2 separate regions of the Homo sapiens genome follow, and region 1 is linked to region 2. The links are chromatin loops, found by intact Hi-C in ENCODE. Cell type or tissue: MCF 10A. All regions are shown on one strand. Each heading gives the region's core, and the rest is flanking DNA. Links, peaks and the distances in the headings are about the cores only. Region 1 has its middle 59 kb from the start of PAGE1. Region 2 holds the start of GPKOW (G-patch domain and KOW motifs).

Region 1 (8,335 bases), core at 97-8,096, 630 kb before region 2:
TAAATCTCATGGAGAAGACTGTGCAAAAAAAATTTTTTTTTTTGAGACAGAGTTTCACTCTTGTTGCCCAGGCTGGAGTGCAATGGTGCAATCTTGGCTCACTGCAACCTCCACCTCCTGGGTTCAAGCGATTCTCCTGCTTCAGCCTCCCAAGTAGCTAGGACTATAGGCATGCACCACCATGCCCGGCTAATTTTTATTTTTAGTAGAGACAGGGTTTCGCCATTTTGCATAGACTGGTCTCAAACTCCTGCTTCAGCCTCCCGAGTAGCTGGGATTACAGGCGCCCGCCACCACACCCAGCTAATTTTTTTTGTATTTTTAGTAGAGACAGGGTTTCATCATGTTGGCCAGGCTGGTATCGAACTCCTGACCTCAGGTGAGCCGCCCGCCTCAGCCTCCCAAAGTGTTGGGATTACAGGCGTGAGCCACTGCGGCTGGCACAAAATATTTTAACAATGTAACATTTCTGCCCAGTCAATGGGATCATTCGGAAAGGCATTTTGCTTCTTTTTTCTTTTTTAAGCAACAGGGTCTTGCTCTGTCATCCAGGCTGGAGCACAGTGGTACGATCATAGCTCACTACAGCCTCAACCTCTTGGGCTCAAGGGATTCTCTCACCTCAGCCTCCCAAGTAGCTGGGACTACAGGCACATGCCACCAAGCCCAGCTAATTTTTCTATTTTTTGTAGAGATTGGATCTCACTATACTGTCCAGACTGGTCTCAAACTCTTGGCCTCAAGCCATCCTCCTACCTTGGCCTCCCAGAGTGCTGGAATTGCAGGTGTGAGCCACCTCGCCCAGGATAGAATGGCATTTTGAGTAGGCCAATATGTGCAGACATATGCCCTAAAAGGTTTGGTTTCATTGAAGTAATACAGCAGGAAGCCAGGAACCAAAGCCTTGAATCAGAGATGAGATTCCATCTCTGGGCCTTTCATAACCATGCATGGCTCCAAATTCCCCATCACCAAAACAGAAAATTAAAGCAGAATGTACTCTCCAGGTGGCCCTCTAAGTAGGAAATAAAATCTTATCACCCTACTTATGATTATAGAATCAAAGATTGGATGGGTCTTTAGGAAAGATGAACTTATTTTCCAGATATGCAGACAGGGACCCTGAAACTCAGCGAGGGCAGCAGACCGGCTGGGTTCCAACAGGGTTGAACCTACTTTCTAGCCTTGTATTCTACTGTGATATAATACAGACTGATGAATTTGTTTCTCTTTGTCTCTTTCTGACCATCAAAGCAACTGATTTCTACATGAGAGAAGAATATACATGCTGAGAGAAGAGGATCACCTGGAGATATGTACCAATTCTGTGTCCCAGTGAGAAATTTACAAGTATCTGTATAGCTCTTAATGTAGAGATTGGTACTTATCTAACAATGGAAGTTCAAGTTTCTAACTGCTTTCCTTTTGGCCTAATTTGATAAGGATCAGATTAGCAAATCAGAGCAAAGGTGAGATGGGGATGTAAATATTCATTGGCTTCTGACATTTCTAAGCAAGAAAGCCAAGGACTTCTACCAAGCCTGGAGATTGTTTCTCTTAAGATGCCGGGAGGGTATGCTAGTCCAGGCTCCAAGAAACACTGACCCATGTGCCATTTTGAAAAGCCCATCAGATCCACACAATCACAGTAAGAGAAGAACGTTTATTTCTATCCCCTTTGGCTACTGCCTCATTTCCATTCAACCTAGAAAGAGGTAAAAAAAAAAAAAAAAAAAAAAAAAAAATCGGCTATGCTGTGATCTCACTGCGTTGAGTATGGTAGCTTTCACAGGAGTCTTTACCTTATTAAGATGGGTCGGGTAAGGATTGAAATTATCCCAGCTTTCCTCTCTATCACACATTCAATTCAACACTGTGATGAGTTTTCATAAAGGTTTTATAATTCTCAGTGGTATGGTGAATAGCCTTTGGCCTTTAAATCAAATGACAGAAAAAAGTTTCTTCAGGCAGAAAAAATGAAGATTCTATTTCTGTTCCTAGATTTAGTTATCAGTCACCTGGTTTCACATTAAACTTTGATGATAAGTTATTCAATAGCCATGATATCAGAAGTTCTGCTGGCCAGAACAAACTGCCAGTAACTACTCGCATGACTGAGAAAGCACTGCTTCTCATTTCCCCTTTCTTTTGCCCAGGAGATTGTGGTTGTGATCTCCCAGTCCTGCTGGCTCCAATGCCTGCCTGCCTGCCGTTTTTCTTCCTTCCTTCCTAACCAAGTTCTATCTTCCTAATAAGAATACACTAGCATTCCATTAAGAGAGCCAGACAGAGAGAGAGTGAGAGGTAGAGAGAGAAAGAGAGAGGAAGGTTACCAGATTAAAGTTTTTATCAGACGATATCTCCCAAGCAACCTAAAGCTTTTAGTCTGTCAGTCCCTTCCTCACATCTCCAAAGGGCCAGGAGGGAAGGAAGCCCTTCCTACAGCATATTGTGGAACTGGCCCAGCCCAATGCACTTTTAATTCCTCAGGAATAGCATCACTGTCCCCGTTGTTTCCCTGGGAGGTCATTCTACTGCCTATAGCTTCCACTCTACTATGGAATTAATTGTTTCTCCACCAAATTCATAAGTTGAAACCCTAATCCCCAATACGACTGTATTTGGAGATAGGGTTTACAAGGAGGTAATTAAGGTTAAATGAAGTCATACAGTTATTTAACCTCAATTAAATCAGGGCAGGTCCTTAAAAGAAGAGATAACAGAGCTCTTCTTCTTGCTCTTCTTCTTTCTTTTTCCTTTTCTTATTTTTCTTTTTTCTTTCTTTTTTTGTTTTTTTCATTCTTTTTCTTCTTTGCTCACAAAGAAGAGACTATATGAGGACACAGCAAGAAAGCAGCCATCTGTGAGCCAAGATTGGAACCCTCACCAGAACCAAATCAGCCAGCACCTTGATCTTGGACTTCCAGCCTCCAGAACATGAGAGGATAAATGTCTGTTGTTTAAGCCACCTAGTCTGTGATATTTTGTTATGGAAGCCTGAGCAAACTAAGACACACTTCAATTCCTTTCTGCCCATTTCCTTCTCTGTAGTGCCTTCTTACTGCCTGCAAATTACTCTTTGGGGACTTACAGTCCTGAAGCAGAGGCACATTCCCACTTCTCCTAAACAGCAGCTTCCCTGAGCTACACATATTAAATTCTTTTAAGCTCACCTCATTTTTTCAATGATTTTTAAGGCTCTTCTCCATACTTTGTCCAATTTCAAGTAGTACATTACTTATATGGATGACAAATTTCAACTCCATAAACCATCTTGCATGAACAACTACAAGATATAAAAACTCAAACACTCACTGTATCCTCCAGTATGAGTGCATTTGTGCATATGTGCACATAACGCTGGTTTGTTATATATATTTCATGAGTGTCTTAGTCTGTTTTCTGCTGCTATAACAGAATACCACAGACTAGGTAATTTATAAAGAATAGAAGTTTATTTTGCTTATGGTTCCAGAGGCTGGGAAGTCCAAGAGGCTGGTGCTAGCATCTGGTGAAGGCCTTCATGCTTTGTTATCCCACAGCAGAAGGCAGAGGTGAAACCAGTGCTCAAGGCAGAGGGAGGCACCAGGGGCTGAACTCACTTTATAACAACCCACTGTCATAATAACTGACCTGCTTCCATGATAATGACATTAATCTAGTCATGAGAGCAGAGCCAATCACCTCTTATCAGGTCCCAACTCCCAACACTCCTGCATTGGGAATTAAGTTTCCAACACATGAATTTTGAGGGGGACACATTCAAACCATAGCAAAGGGTAAAGGTAAAACATTATGGCCATTTAGGTTTCCTTGATTCTACCCAATTATAAATACCAAGAGAAACCTGAGTTCCACTTCCCCAATCTCATCCAAATATTTCTCTTCAATGAGATTTTGAAAACCTATCCAGGGATTGGTTAAAGATGGCAAAATATAAAAGAAATCAACTTCCTGCATATTTCCAATGGTGAATTTGTTCCATTAAAAGGCGTCAAATGGGAGCATGTACAGGATGATTATTTCTCAGAGTCCTGTGGGAGAAAGCAAGCTGGGGATTCTGTTCATGTTTCCTGCATTTGGACAGAGGCCCTGCTGGTAAGTTCCTCTGCAAGAGATGAACAGAATCCAGTGTTATCTAAATGTCAGACGGGATCATTCTAGAGAGTAGCCCCTTAAACTCTCTAAGAAGAGGAGGTTAAATTCTCTGTCAAAACTTCCATACATTCCACTCCCTCTTCCTCAAAGGAAACCTCAGAGCTGAGGTACCAAAGTGACAGCAAACAAACAGAAGGCCATAAATGCTACCTGCTTCTGTAGCACTGCAGTTTGTGCATAGACAATGAGCCACAATAACACTGACAGCAGCCCAGCTCTCTCCTTGTTCATTTTGGATGCAGGCCCTCATAGGCATAAATCGCTGTTACATAGGTCCACTGTGCATTTTAGCAATTTTAGGTGTTAGATATTTCAAGTGATTTTATGCCAGTGACAAGGGGTGGGGTAAGCAACTGTCTATGGAATAGAGGTTGTGAAGAGGCGGCCACTTCAGGTTCCCCCTGGTGCACAGACACCCAGAGCCCTGTAGGCGGAGACACAGAGCTGTCCATCTGAGCAAGCAGCGCTTTGTTCTTATTTGTCTTCCCCACAAAATACGTACACTTAGCATTGCGACTTTTCCTTTCCATTTGCATCTGTGAATCCTAGGGAGAAATCATAAATATCTGCATGTATCTATCCATGCATTTAAATAAATGAAAGTTGGCAGTGGCTTTCTTTTTTCCATTTCAATTGATAGGCACAATGCATAAAAAGGGAATTAGTGTTGATCTTATTTTATCAAAGCAATTTCAAGAAATCTTTTAGTCAAAGAAGAAAATCAGCTATTTCTTAACACTGTGTTAAGTGGTAATTCATGCACCTGCGGAAATACAATGACCACACCTGCCATTGTGCTTTGGGCCAGACCTTGCTTGGAGAACATTTAAAGGGCAGTGTGTTTATTCTACCTGCATATGAGGAGGCACACAGATGCCCGCATGTAACACATCACAGTCAGAAATTCTATCACATGCAACCTGGGCATGGGATGGGACCATCTATGTACAGGTGCCAGCTCTGCCTGGAGCCAGGTAGAGAGACCAGATGGCTGCTGGGAGGGTTCCTGCCTCTCCTGATGCTCTGGACACACCAGATGGGAAAATACTAGCAAATACGCATGCCGTTTTCTCTGGACATGTTGATGCCTGAATAAATGTCCTCCTTTTAAGCAGCGTACTAGTTTCCTGTGGCTACCGTAACAAATTACCACAAACTTGATAGATTAAAACAACCAAAATTTATTTTCTCATAGCTCTGGGGGCCAGACGTCCAAAATCAAGGTGTCAGCAGGGCCATGCTCCCTCTGAAATCTCTAGGAGAGAATCCCTCCTTGCCCCATTCAGCTTATGGTGGCCCCAGACATTCCTCGGTTTCTGGTAACCTAACTCCAGTCTCTGCCTCTATCTTCACACAGCCTTCTCTACTGTGTCTCTGTGTCTCAATCTTCCCTCTCCTTTCTCTCATACAGACACCAATCATTAGATTTACGGCCCACTCTCAATCCAGAATAACCTCATCTTAACTTAGTTACCTCTGCAAAGACCCTGTGTCCACATAAAGTGACATTCATAGGTACTGGGGGCCAGAACTTGGACATATATTTTGGGGGGACACAATTCAACCCACTACAGGCAGCATATCCAAGATGTCTTGTGGCACACTGACTTGTTACAAATTGCAGCCATCCCCAAATCATTTTCCTTTTCTTTTCTTCATACCCCAGGAACTAGAACTACAAATAGAAACTTCAGTGAAAACATGGCGTGCTCACAGGTTTTGACTTAGAAGCAGGGAGGAAAGGCATTTATAAGACCCTGCAATCTGGACACTATGCTAGCCTGGAAACTCCACACTTGTTCTCTTCCAATCCTGTAAAATAAGGATTGCTGTCACCAGACTGCAGATGAGGTTACTGTGGCCCAGAGTAACCCACCCAAGGTCTCCCAGCAATCTCTGGGCAGGCCCAGGTGTGGAGACTGTGTCTATCTGACTACACAGCCTCATGCACTGTGTGTATGAGATTGTAGGGACAGAGTCAGAATATATGGCTACAACATGGCAGCATTTGGAGAGCTCTTGGGAGGGCCCAGACCATTCCCCCGACTAAGCTGCCTTACCAGCTTGTTAGTGCCTGTTTTTCCTTCACAGGGAACAGCCCCTTCCATTTTATAAATACACGTAAGGATGTAACCCAGAGAGGAGTAGTACCTTCTCTGAAATACATACCAAAAGTAGACCAGGTCCTTTTCAGAGGCAGATTTGATCAGAAGAAGAAAACATAGAAGACAGCAAGGGCTGCTAGCAGACCCCCCTGAGAAAGAGGTTGAAGGCATCTAAAGATAGAAAATTGTGCAGTCCACTATCTTAGCTCCAGCAGCAGTAACAAATTTTCAGAGACTGGGTGGCTTAAATAACAAACATTTATTTATCAGTTCTGGAAGACCAAGATCTAAGTGCCAACTTACTTGGTTACTGGTGAGGGCTCTCTTCCTGGTTTGCAGATGGTCATCTTCTTTTATCCTCATATGGTGCAGAGAGGAAGCCAGTTCTCTCGTGTCTGTTCTTTTTCTTTTTGAGAATATGCTATTTTAAAATTTTTATGGGTACATAATAGTTGTACATATTTATGGAATACATGTGTTACAAGTATATAATGTGTAATGATCAAATCAGTGTAATTGGGATATTCATCACCTTAAACATTTATCATTTATTTGTGTTGAGAACATTCCAAATCCACTTCTATAATTATTTTGAAGTATACGATAAATTACTGTTAACTATAGTTGCCCTATTGTGCTACCAGATCAGTAGATCTTATTCCTACTATCTAACTGTATTTTCGTATCAATTTTTTAAACGGGCACTTATCCCATCATGAGGGCTCCATTGTCATGACCTAATTACTTCCCAAAGGCCCCACCTCCTAATACCATCACATTGGGGATTAGGGTTTCAACATATAAATTCTGGAGAGACACAAACATTCCATCCATTGCAGTATGCCTGGAGCAGCCAGCTTCCTCTGTCTGATCAATTCTGTGTGGGTATCTGACAGCTAGGTGATTCTGGATCAATCAGGCACCTCTATTTGTCTCAGGTTCCTATCTGTAACACAGAGCGAGAATAAACATTCCCACCTATCGAGGATCTGGAATGGCTTCCCTGGAACTCCTTGATGCTGGCTTGGGCAATGTTTTACATGGAAACAAACACAAGTCACATACTTTGATCCAGGAGACAAATTGAAATTAGGCCATCAAAATAAAACCAGAAGGGAATCTTCTGAAAAAGAAATTAAATGAATAAATATTTTCTCTAAATAGAAAAGTAATGAGCACGGTGTATAGAGAAAACCATGCCAATTCTAAGAAATAAGTTAATATATTCTTTAGACAGAACCAGGAAATCAGAGAAATATAAAGTCCCAGCGCAAAAACGTGCAAGATAATTTGATAAACCATTCCCTGACAAGAAAGTAACTACACTTAGAACAGCAAGAAGAAATCTAAGGGAATGGAGCAAAAGCAAACAGGCTAAAACAAAGCAAGAGGGATTGTGGTGAGATACATGGAAGAACTTCCAGACCGTTATAGGAATGAGGACTAAGCTCTGTTTTTGTTTTTGTTTTTGTTTTAATCTTGCCCAAATTCCTTTCTAAGGGGTCTGGGGAGTCATGCCCTACAAACCATAAATTCTCTCATCAGATGGGTTTTATTTAACCATGTATATCATGGCTTACTTTTCAATCTGATTCTGACATAACAAGGGAAAAAGTCAAAATGTTTTACCCCAAAATATATTTCCTTGCCATACCTTGGAATTGCCCTGCAAAGTCTCTTGTAGGAAAAATCCGCCTTCTATAGAGAATCCCTTTCCCCCTTTGTTTTCCTTCCTTCCTTTCCAGATCCAGGAGATAATCAACTAAGAGCCAAGCACCCTTTTAAGTCCGATAAGAAACACTTTACAACTTGCTCTCTCTGAAGTCTACTATCTGAGAGCTTCCTCTGCACAATAAAACTTGGTCTCCACAATCCTTTACCTTACCCTGAACATTTCCTTTGATCCTGGGTCTTCAGATAAACTCAGCTAATTGTCAACCAGAAAATGTTTACATTTACGTATAGCCTGGAAGCCTTCCCCATTTTGAGTTGTCCTGCCTTTCTGAATGAAACCAATGTATTTCTTAAATGTATTTGATTGATGTCTCATGCCTCCCTAAAATACATAAAAC
Region 2 (8,335 bases), core at 38-8,037:
GTTTGAGACTAACCTGGCCAACATGGCAAAATCCCACCTCTACTGAAAATAGAAAAATTAGCCCAGCGTTGTGTCAGGCACCTCTAATCCCAGCTACTCAGGAGGCTGAGGCACGAGAATCGCTTGAACCTGGGAGGTGGAGGTTGCAGTGAGCCGAAATCACACCACTACACTCCAGCCTGGGCAACAGAGTGAGACCCTGTCTCAAAAAAAATATATATGTATATATATATATATTTTATATATATATATTTATTTACAACTTCCAATGTAAAGGCGTATTTCTTTCATCCAAGGTGTGTGCTGTAATTCATTTACTGCATCCCCTTCTGTTGATAATTTAAGTGGTCTTCAAGCTTTTGCCACAATAATATGATAATGAATCTCATAAAAAATTATTTTACACATCTTCAATGATATCCTTGAGCCTAATTTGTAGCAGAATTATATTACTCTTTCTTAAGAATATTTAAGTATCTGTCATCTACTGTACAAACTATTTTATTTTTATTTTACTTATTTACTTTTTTAGAGGCAGGATCTTGCTCTGTCACACAAGCTATAGTGCAGTGCCACGATCATAGCTCACTGTATCCACCAACTCCTGGCCTCAAGTAATCCTCCTGCCTCAGCCTCCCATAGTGCTGAAAGTACAGGTGTGAGCCACCACACCCAGCAACTCTGTATAAGCCACTCTGTATAAACTCTTTTTTTTTTTCATTTTAAATTTTTTTTCATTTTCTAAGGCAGAGTTTCACTCTGTCGCCCAAGCTGGAGTGCAATGACGTGATCTCGGCTCACTGCAACCTCCACCTCCCGGGTTCAAGCGATTCTCATGCCTCAGCCTCCTGAGTAGCTGGAACCACAGGCGCCTGCCACCATGCCCGGCCAATTTTTGTATGTTTAGTAGAGACAGAGTTTTGCCATGTTTGCCAGGTTGGTCTTGAACTCCTGGCCTCAAGTGATCCACCTGCCTCGGCTTCTCAGAGTGCTGGGATTACAGGCATGAACCACCGCACCCTGCCTGTATGAACTCTTGAGGTCCTACACAAGAGAGATCTGTCTCAATAATCTTTTTTTTTTTTAATTTTCTGACTGCTTCATTTTTCCTTCATATCAGTAATCTTTGAAGCCTTAGGACCTGGTTCTCACAATATGTTTAATGTTGCTATATGTATATGTGTGTGTGTTGCCCAGGCTGTAGTGCTGTGGCCTGATCACCGCTCAGTGCATCCTCAACCTCCTGGGCTGAAGTGATCCTCCCCCCTCAGCCCTCTGAGTAGCTGGGTCCACAGATGTGCGCCACCACACCCCATTAATTTTTAAATTTTTTTGTAGAGTCAGGGTGTCACTAGGTTGCCCAGGGTGGTCTCAAAGTCCTGAGCTCAAACAATCCTCCTGCCTAGGCCTCCCAAAGTGCTGGGATTATAGGCGTGAGCCACTAAGCTCGGCACATGTTGCTATATTTTTAAAATATGTATTTAAATGTCTGTATTCCCTACTAGACTACAAGTTTCTTTTTTTTCTTTTTCTTTTCTTTTTCTTTTTTTTTTTTTTTGAGACAGAGTCTCGCTCTGTTGCCCAGGCTGGAGTGCAGTGGGGCAATCTTGGCTCACTGCAACTTCCACCTACTAGGTTCAAGCGATTCTCCTGCCTCCACCTCCCGAGTAGCTGGGATTACAAGCATGTGCCACCACACCCGGCTAATTTTTGTATTTTTAGTGGAGATTGGGTTTTGCCATGTTGGCCAGGCTGGTCTCAAACTCTTGACCTCAGGTGGTCCGCCCGCCTAGGTCTCCCAAAGTGCTGGGATTACAGGCATGAGCCACTGTGCCCAGCCTATTTTATTGATATTTGAATCTAGTGCCTTGTTGAGTATTAAAATCTGACATCAGTAGGCACTATTCTTTTTCTTTTTTTTTTTTTTTTTTTTTTGTTTTTCTTTTGTTTTTCTTTTGTTTTTGAGACTGAGTGTCACTCTATAGCCCAGGCCGGAGTGTTGAGATCTCGGCTCACTGTAACCTCCGCCTCCCGGGTTCAAGCGATTCTCCTGCCTCAACCTCCCGAGTAGCTGGGATTACAGGCATGCGCCACCACACCCCGCTAATTTTTGTATTTTCAGTAGAGACGGGGTTTCACCATGTTGGCCAGGCTGGTCTCGAACTACTGGCCTCAAGTGATCCGCCCGCCTCGGCCTCCTAAAGTGCTGGGATTACGGGTATGAGCCTGGCCAATAGGCACTATTTCTTTCTTTCTTTCTTTTTTCTTTTTTAAGACGGAGTCTCGCTCTGTCGCCCAGGCTGGAGTGCAGTGGCAGGATCTCGGCTCACTGCAAACTCTGTCTCCCGGATTCAAGCAATCCTCCTGTCTCAGCCTCCCAAGTAGCTGGGGATACAGGCGCCACCACCACGCCCGGCTAATTTTTGTATTTTTAGTAGAGACAGGGTTTCACCATATGAGTCAGGCTGGTCTCAAAGTCCTGACCTCAGGTGATCCACCAGCCTCGGCCTCCCAAAATGCTGGGATTACAGGCATGAGCCACCACACCCCTCTAATTTTTGTATTTTCAGTAGAGACGGGGTTTTTTATGTCTATTATTTATTTTATGTCTATTATTTATTATTGTACACAACTGACGCTCCATCCCCCCCACCCCCGACCTTTTTCTTTTTTAGAGATGGGGTCTCGCTCTGTCACCCAGGCTGGAATGCAGTGGTGCGATAAGAGCTAAGTGCAGCCTCGAATTCCCAGGCCTCAGGCCATCCTCCTGCCTCAGCCTGCGGAGTAAATGGAACTACAGGTGCGCGCCACCACACCCAGCTGATTATTTCTAAATGATTTACTTCATCAACACTTCCCACATAAGTAGGGCACACATTAGGCGCTCCATAAATACTTGTCAAACGCCTACACGAAGGAAGATTAATGTCTGGCAAGAATGAATCCACCTTCCACCATGCCTACCCCGCTAAAAACTACATTTCCAGCCAGGCGTGGTGGCTCACACCTGTAATCCCAGCACTGTGGGAGGCCGAGGCAGGAGAATCACGAGGTCAGGAAATCGAGACCATCCTGGCTAACACGGTGAAACCCCGTCTCTACTAAAAATACAAAAATTAGCCAGGCGTGGTGGCGCATGCCTTTAGTCTCAGCTACTCGGGAGGCTGAGGCAGGAGAATCGCTTGAACCTGGGAGGCGGAGGTTGCAGTGAGCCGAGATCACGCCACTGCACTCCAGCCTGTGAAACAGAGCGAGACTCCATCTTAAAAAACAAAACAAAACAAACAAAAAAAAAACTACATTTCCCTGGGCGCTTGGCGCGACGCGCTCCCACCACGTTTGAAAGAGCGACAATTACTTCCCACGGCCCCTTACCGCCCCCTCCCGCCGGTGCCACAGTGGTTGATGGGAAGGTAGTTTTTACGCACTTTGGCCGGCCCCTAGCGATCTGAACCCAAACTAAATTTCCCAGCAAGCAGCGCGCCGGCCTGGGAAAAGGAGCAAGATGGCTGACTCCAAAGAGGGTGTTTTGCCGCTGACGGCTGCTTCCACTGCCCCAATTTCATTCGGCTTCACTCGCACGTCCGCACGGAGGCGGCTGGCCGACTCGGGAGACGGCGCGGGGCCATCTCCGGAGGAGAAGGATTTCTTGAAAACCGTGGAAGGGAGGGAGCTGCAGAGGTGACGCGCCGGGTCTTTCACCCCTTGGAAATCTCTGCGGTGGGCGTAAGCGGGAGGGAGGAATCTCAGTTGTTTGTCTTGGTGACAGTGACCTGTTAAGCCTGAAGCACAGCCTGAGTAAATTCGTGGAGGCCAGAAGGCGGGAGTTTATAGGAGGGGGTGAGGAAATTGGGCCTGATAGCTGTGGGAATTGCGAAGAGAGGATGTATTACTGAGAAGAAGTGTCTTTAGGACTTGAAGACACTAAGGTCTGTGCGTTCTGGGAGAAGGAAAGAATGAGAAAATGACAGGACCTGCTAGTGTCTCAACTGAAGGGCTGAGGCGTCCCCGATATGGGGAACGGGATGGAGCGGCAGATTCAGGTTGATGGAGGCCACCATCAGCTTAATGAGGAGAGGAGTGTCTGAGGGGTCTGAGGGAGGGATTTCCAGAAGAGAATCAGGCATCTAGGAAGCTGTTTGGGAACCTGGAGCTGGGGAAGGTCTGGGCTGAAGATAGTGATTTGTGGGCCATTGTAGAAGCCGGTATTGAGTTAAACAGAGAGTGCAGGACTTATTTCTCGAAGGCACTGACATTTATGAGTTGGGGGCACTGGGGAGATAATCCAGAGAATGCACGATCAGAGAGGAACAGGAGATCCAGACATGGAGTAGGGAAGACATGGTCTGTGGGGCTGGGGTGAGTTTGGCTCTTGTGTTTTCTCTGAATGAAGGAGTGTGACCCACTGACCCTGCCATTCTCCCAACCCCACCCCTCTGTGTCCACATCAGTGTGAAGCCCCAGGAGGCCCCCAAGGAACTCGTCATCCCTTTGATCCAGAATGGCCATCGCAGGCAGCCACCAGCCCGGCCCCCTGGGCCATCCACAGATACTGGGGCCTTGGCGGATGGGGTGGTGTCCCAGGCTGTGAAGGAGCTCATTGCGGGTGAGTGATACCCCTTTACCCTTCCCCATTGAAGGAAGAAGAGGAAGAAGGTGGAAGGATAGAGTGGGACTTCATTGCTCCCTCCTATTCTTCCTTTAGAATCCAAGAAGTCTCTGGAAGAGAGAGAGAATGCGGGTGTCGACCCCACGCTCGCTATCCCCATGATCCAGAAAGGATGCACCCCCAGCGGGGAAGGGGCAGACAGCGAACCCCGGGCAGAGACAGTGAGCTGGCCCCTTGTCCCCCTCCTGCCCCAGCCTTTCTTTGCCCTGTCCGCCAGGCTGTGTCCCTGCACGTAGCAGGGAAAGTCTGTGTGTGTGCTAGAGGCCCGCCACCTGCCCCTTCTCCTGTCATCATTTTGGAAGCATTACCAAATGAATCTGGGTATCTGGATGCTAAAAACGTACTTGAATCCTAGGATTATCTGAATGAGGTGTGCAGCAAAGGGAACAGGAAATGTAAAGGCCCTGAAGGTAGACACTGCCTAAAGTGTTTGCGGAACACCAAGGAGACCAGTGTGACTGAAGTGGAATGAGTAAGGGGAAGGGGTAGTAGACGAAGTCAGAAAGGAGATGGGGGTGCTAGACCAGGCAGGGCCTTGTAGGCCATTGTGAGGACTTTGGCTTTTACTCTGAGTGAGATGAGAGCCTGGACAAGCCCTGAGCATAGATGAAATATGATTTATGATTTGACAGTATCCCTCTGGAAGCTGTGAACAGACTCATTAGTGAAGGTGGAAGCAAGGGGATGAGTAGTCCAGGCTAGAGATGCTGGGGACTTAGACCAGAGTGGTCTGGAAGGATAAGTAGGGTTTAGTGAGAGAGGGAAGAACAGAGTGAGTACTCCTGTTAGTAGTAACAGCCCAAGCAATGGCATAGTGGTAGAAAATCGATATGGTGTGTCCATCAGTGAGGCAACATGTGGTGTATCTGGAGTGAATGGGAAGGAGTGATGATGGGAGGTGACAAGAGGGGACGTGAGAGGCATGTCTACAGAAGTAACCAAGTCTGTCTTTCATACCCACAGACCTGACTTTTCACCTCTTCTTTCATAAATTTCTTGCACTGCTTCTTTTGAGTCTAGTTCTTCTACAGCCCCACACCACTCTCTCTTTCAACTGAACTGTTCTCTTCAGCCTTCAGATGTGCCCTGGTTTCCTTCAACATTTTTTTGTTTGTTTGTTTTTTGTTTTTTGAGATAGAGTCTTGCCCTGTCGCCCAGGCTGGAGTGAAGTGGTGTGATCTCGGCTCACTGCAACCTCCCGGTCCTGGGATCAAGCGATTCTCCTGCCTCAGCCTCCCAAGTAGCTGGGATTACAGACACGTGTCACTACCGCCTGGCTAATTTTTGTATTTTTAGTAGAGACGAGGTTTCGCCACGTTGGTCAGGCTGGCCTTGAACTCCTGACCTCAAGTGATCTACCCACCTCAGCCTCCCAAAGTGCTGGGATTACCGGCGTGAGCCACTGTGCCCAGCTCCTTCATCTTTAAAGAAAAAAAAGATCCTCACTTCCCTCTTCATCCTTTCATCCTGTTCCAGCTTTGGCCTCATTCTTCTAATTTTTCCCTCTATAAACCTCCTCCTGCAGCTTTCTACATATCAGGTGACCAAAAATTCCATCCATCCTTCCTCTCACTCAGCATAAAAACCTTGGAGTCAGCCAGGGGCGGTGGCTCACGCCTGTAATCCCAACACTTTGAGAGGCTGAGGCCAGCGGATCACCTGAGGTCAGGAGTTCAAGACCAGCCTGGCCAACATGGCGAAACCCCATCACTAGTAAAAATACAAAAATTAGCTGGGCATGGTGGCACGTGCCTGTAATCACAGCTACTCGGGAGGCTGAGGCAGGAGAATCGCTTGAACCCAGGAGACTGAGGTTGCAGTGAGCTGAGATCATGCAACTGCACTCCAGCCTGGGCAACACAGCAAGACTTCATCTCAAGAAAAAAAAAAAAGAAAACCTTGGAGTCATCCTCAATTCCTCTCTTTATTTCGTGCCCCATACAATATGCCAGCACAATCCTATCATCTTTTTTCAAAATGACACCCAGAACTGACCACTTCTCACCACCACCAATACCACTGCAAAGGGCTGAGCCACCAGCATCTCTCATCTGGACTATTAGAGTAATTTCCTCACTGGTCCCTCTTGTGGCTCCCACCTGGCTCAAGGTCCTCTGACTCCTGCCCAGCTCTCCTGATTTGGTCTCTTCCCCACCCTTCTCTGCTGTCTACTCTCACTCTCTCCATTTCAGTCATGGTGACTTTCATGATACCCCTCACACATACCAAGCCTTGTCCGGCCTCAGGGCCTTTGCTGTTACTATGCTTTCAGCTTGGGACACTTTCTTCTCATATCCTCATGGCTCCCTCTGCTGTCATCTCCTGATCTCTGCTTAAATGTCAACCCAGTGGCACTCCCTCTCCATCCCTCTGCATCTTCTTACCCTGTTTTCTTGTTCTTTACATCACCACCTGACATATCATGTTTTCTGGGTTTTATTTATAGTATGTCTCCACAACTAGATCAGAAGCTCTGCAGGGGTAGGGGTTTTTGTCTGTTTGGTTCACAGCTTCATCCCCAGTACCTAGAACAGTACTTGCCATAGACAAGGTGCTTTATATTTGTTGAAGGACTGAACATGGAGGAGTACAGTGAGGGATGGAAAGAGGAAATCAAAACTCACCCTTGAGCTGATTGGAAAAGACGCGTAGCAGGTCTCCCAGTGGGGGGCAGCAAGTGCACTTCAAATAGAAGACCCAGTGTAAGCAAAGCCTGACCCTCCTTCCTCTACCTGAACCTGTAGGTGCCAGAGGAGGCTAATTATGAGGCGGTCCCCGTGGAGGCCTATGGGCTGGCCATGCTGCGGGGCATGGGCTGGAAACCTGGCGAGGGCATCGGCCGCACCTTCAATCAGTGAGTTCTGGGATAGGGTCGAGGGGACAGACAGATCATCAGGCTGCAATCAAGATCCCCAGGGTCACTGCCAAACCAGAACCACCTAGGCAGGGAGGGAGGATACATTATCGCCCTAACTAATTCAGCAGCCCCTTCCACTACTGTTTTAAACTCCCATTTGCCCTTTGAAACTCTAATAGAATCCCATTTATATAAAGTTTGCCTCTAGGGACATCAATTTCCTCATCTGAAAAATGGGGGTAATAGTACTGACTTCATAGGTCTGTTGTGAGAGTTAAATGAAATTATACACATAGGCCAGGTAGTGGCTCATGCCTGTAATCCCAGCACTTTCGGAGACTGAGGCAGGAGGATCACTTAACTCCAGGAGTTTGAGACTGGCCTGGGCAACATAGGGAGGCCCCATCTCTACAAAAGATTAATTAATTTTAAGAAAAGAAATTAGGGCCGGGTGTGGTGGCTCACACATATAATCCCAGCACTTTGGGAGGCTGAGGTGGGTGGATCACGAGGTCAGGAGATCGAGACCATCCTGGCTAACACGGTGAAAGCCCATCTCTACTAAAAAAAAAAATACAAAAAATTAGCCGGGCATGGTGGCGGGTGCCTGTAGTCCCAGCTACTCAGGAGGCTGAGGCAGGAGAATGGCGTGAACCTGGGAGGCGGAGCTTGCAGTGAGCCGAAATTGCACCACTGCATTCCAGCCTGGGTGACAGTGAGACTCCGTCTCAAAAAAAAAAAAAAAAAGGAAAAGGAAAAGAAATTATATACATAAAGCACATACAGTAGGCCCTGACCCCAAGAAAGCG

What was found. Hi-C counts contacts between places; a loop is a spot of excess contacts. Peaks named below come from ENCODE experiments on the same cell type or tissue, not always from the same donor. Only the 100,000 strongest peaks of a DNase experiment are listed, where the experiment ranks them.
Region 1: it touches region 2 in a loop (9-fold over the local background); 2 of 110 quality-filtered maps call a loop at or near these places.

What each region holds. Positions count from the first base shown.
Region 1 is chrX:49,750,685-49,759,019 of GRCh38, reverse strand. No RefSeq gene overlaps it. Among named protein-coding and RNA genes, the nearest start is that of PAGE1, 59 kb to the right of the region's middle. In MCF 10A, for the core only: a CTCF peak has its summit at 4,572 (motif pointing left); no DNase peak of the experiment used is centred there.
Region 2 is chrX:49,118,893-49,127,227 of GRCh38, reverse strand. GPKOW (G-patch domain and KOW motifs) reads left to right here and starts at 3,493. Exons shown (of 11, transcript NM_015698.6): 1 at 3,493-3,681; 2 at 4,452-4,606; 3 at 4,706-4,830; 4 at 7,414-7,523. The coding sequence starts at 3,506. RefSeq lists enhancers at 2,516-3,169, 3,170-3,823. In MCF 10A, for the core only: a CTCF peak has its summit at 3,386 (motif pointing left); a DNase peak (open chromatin) is centred at 3,427.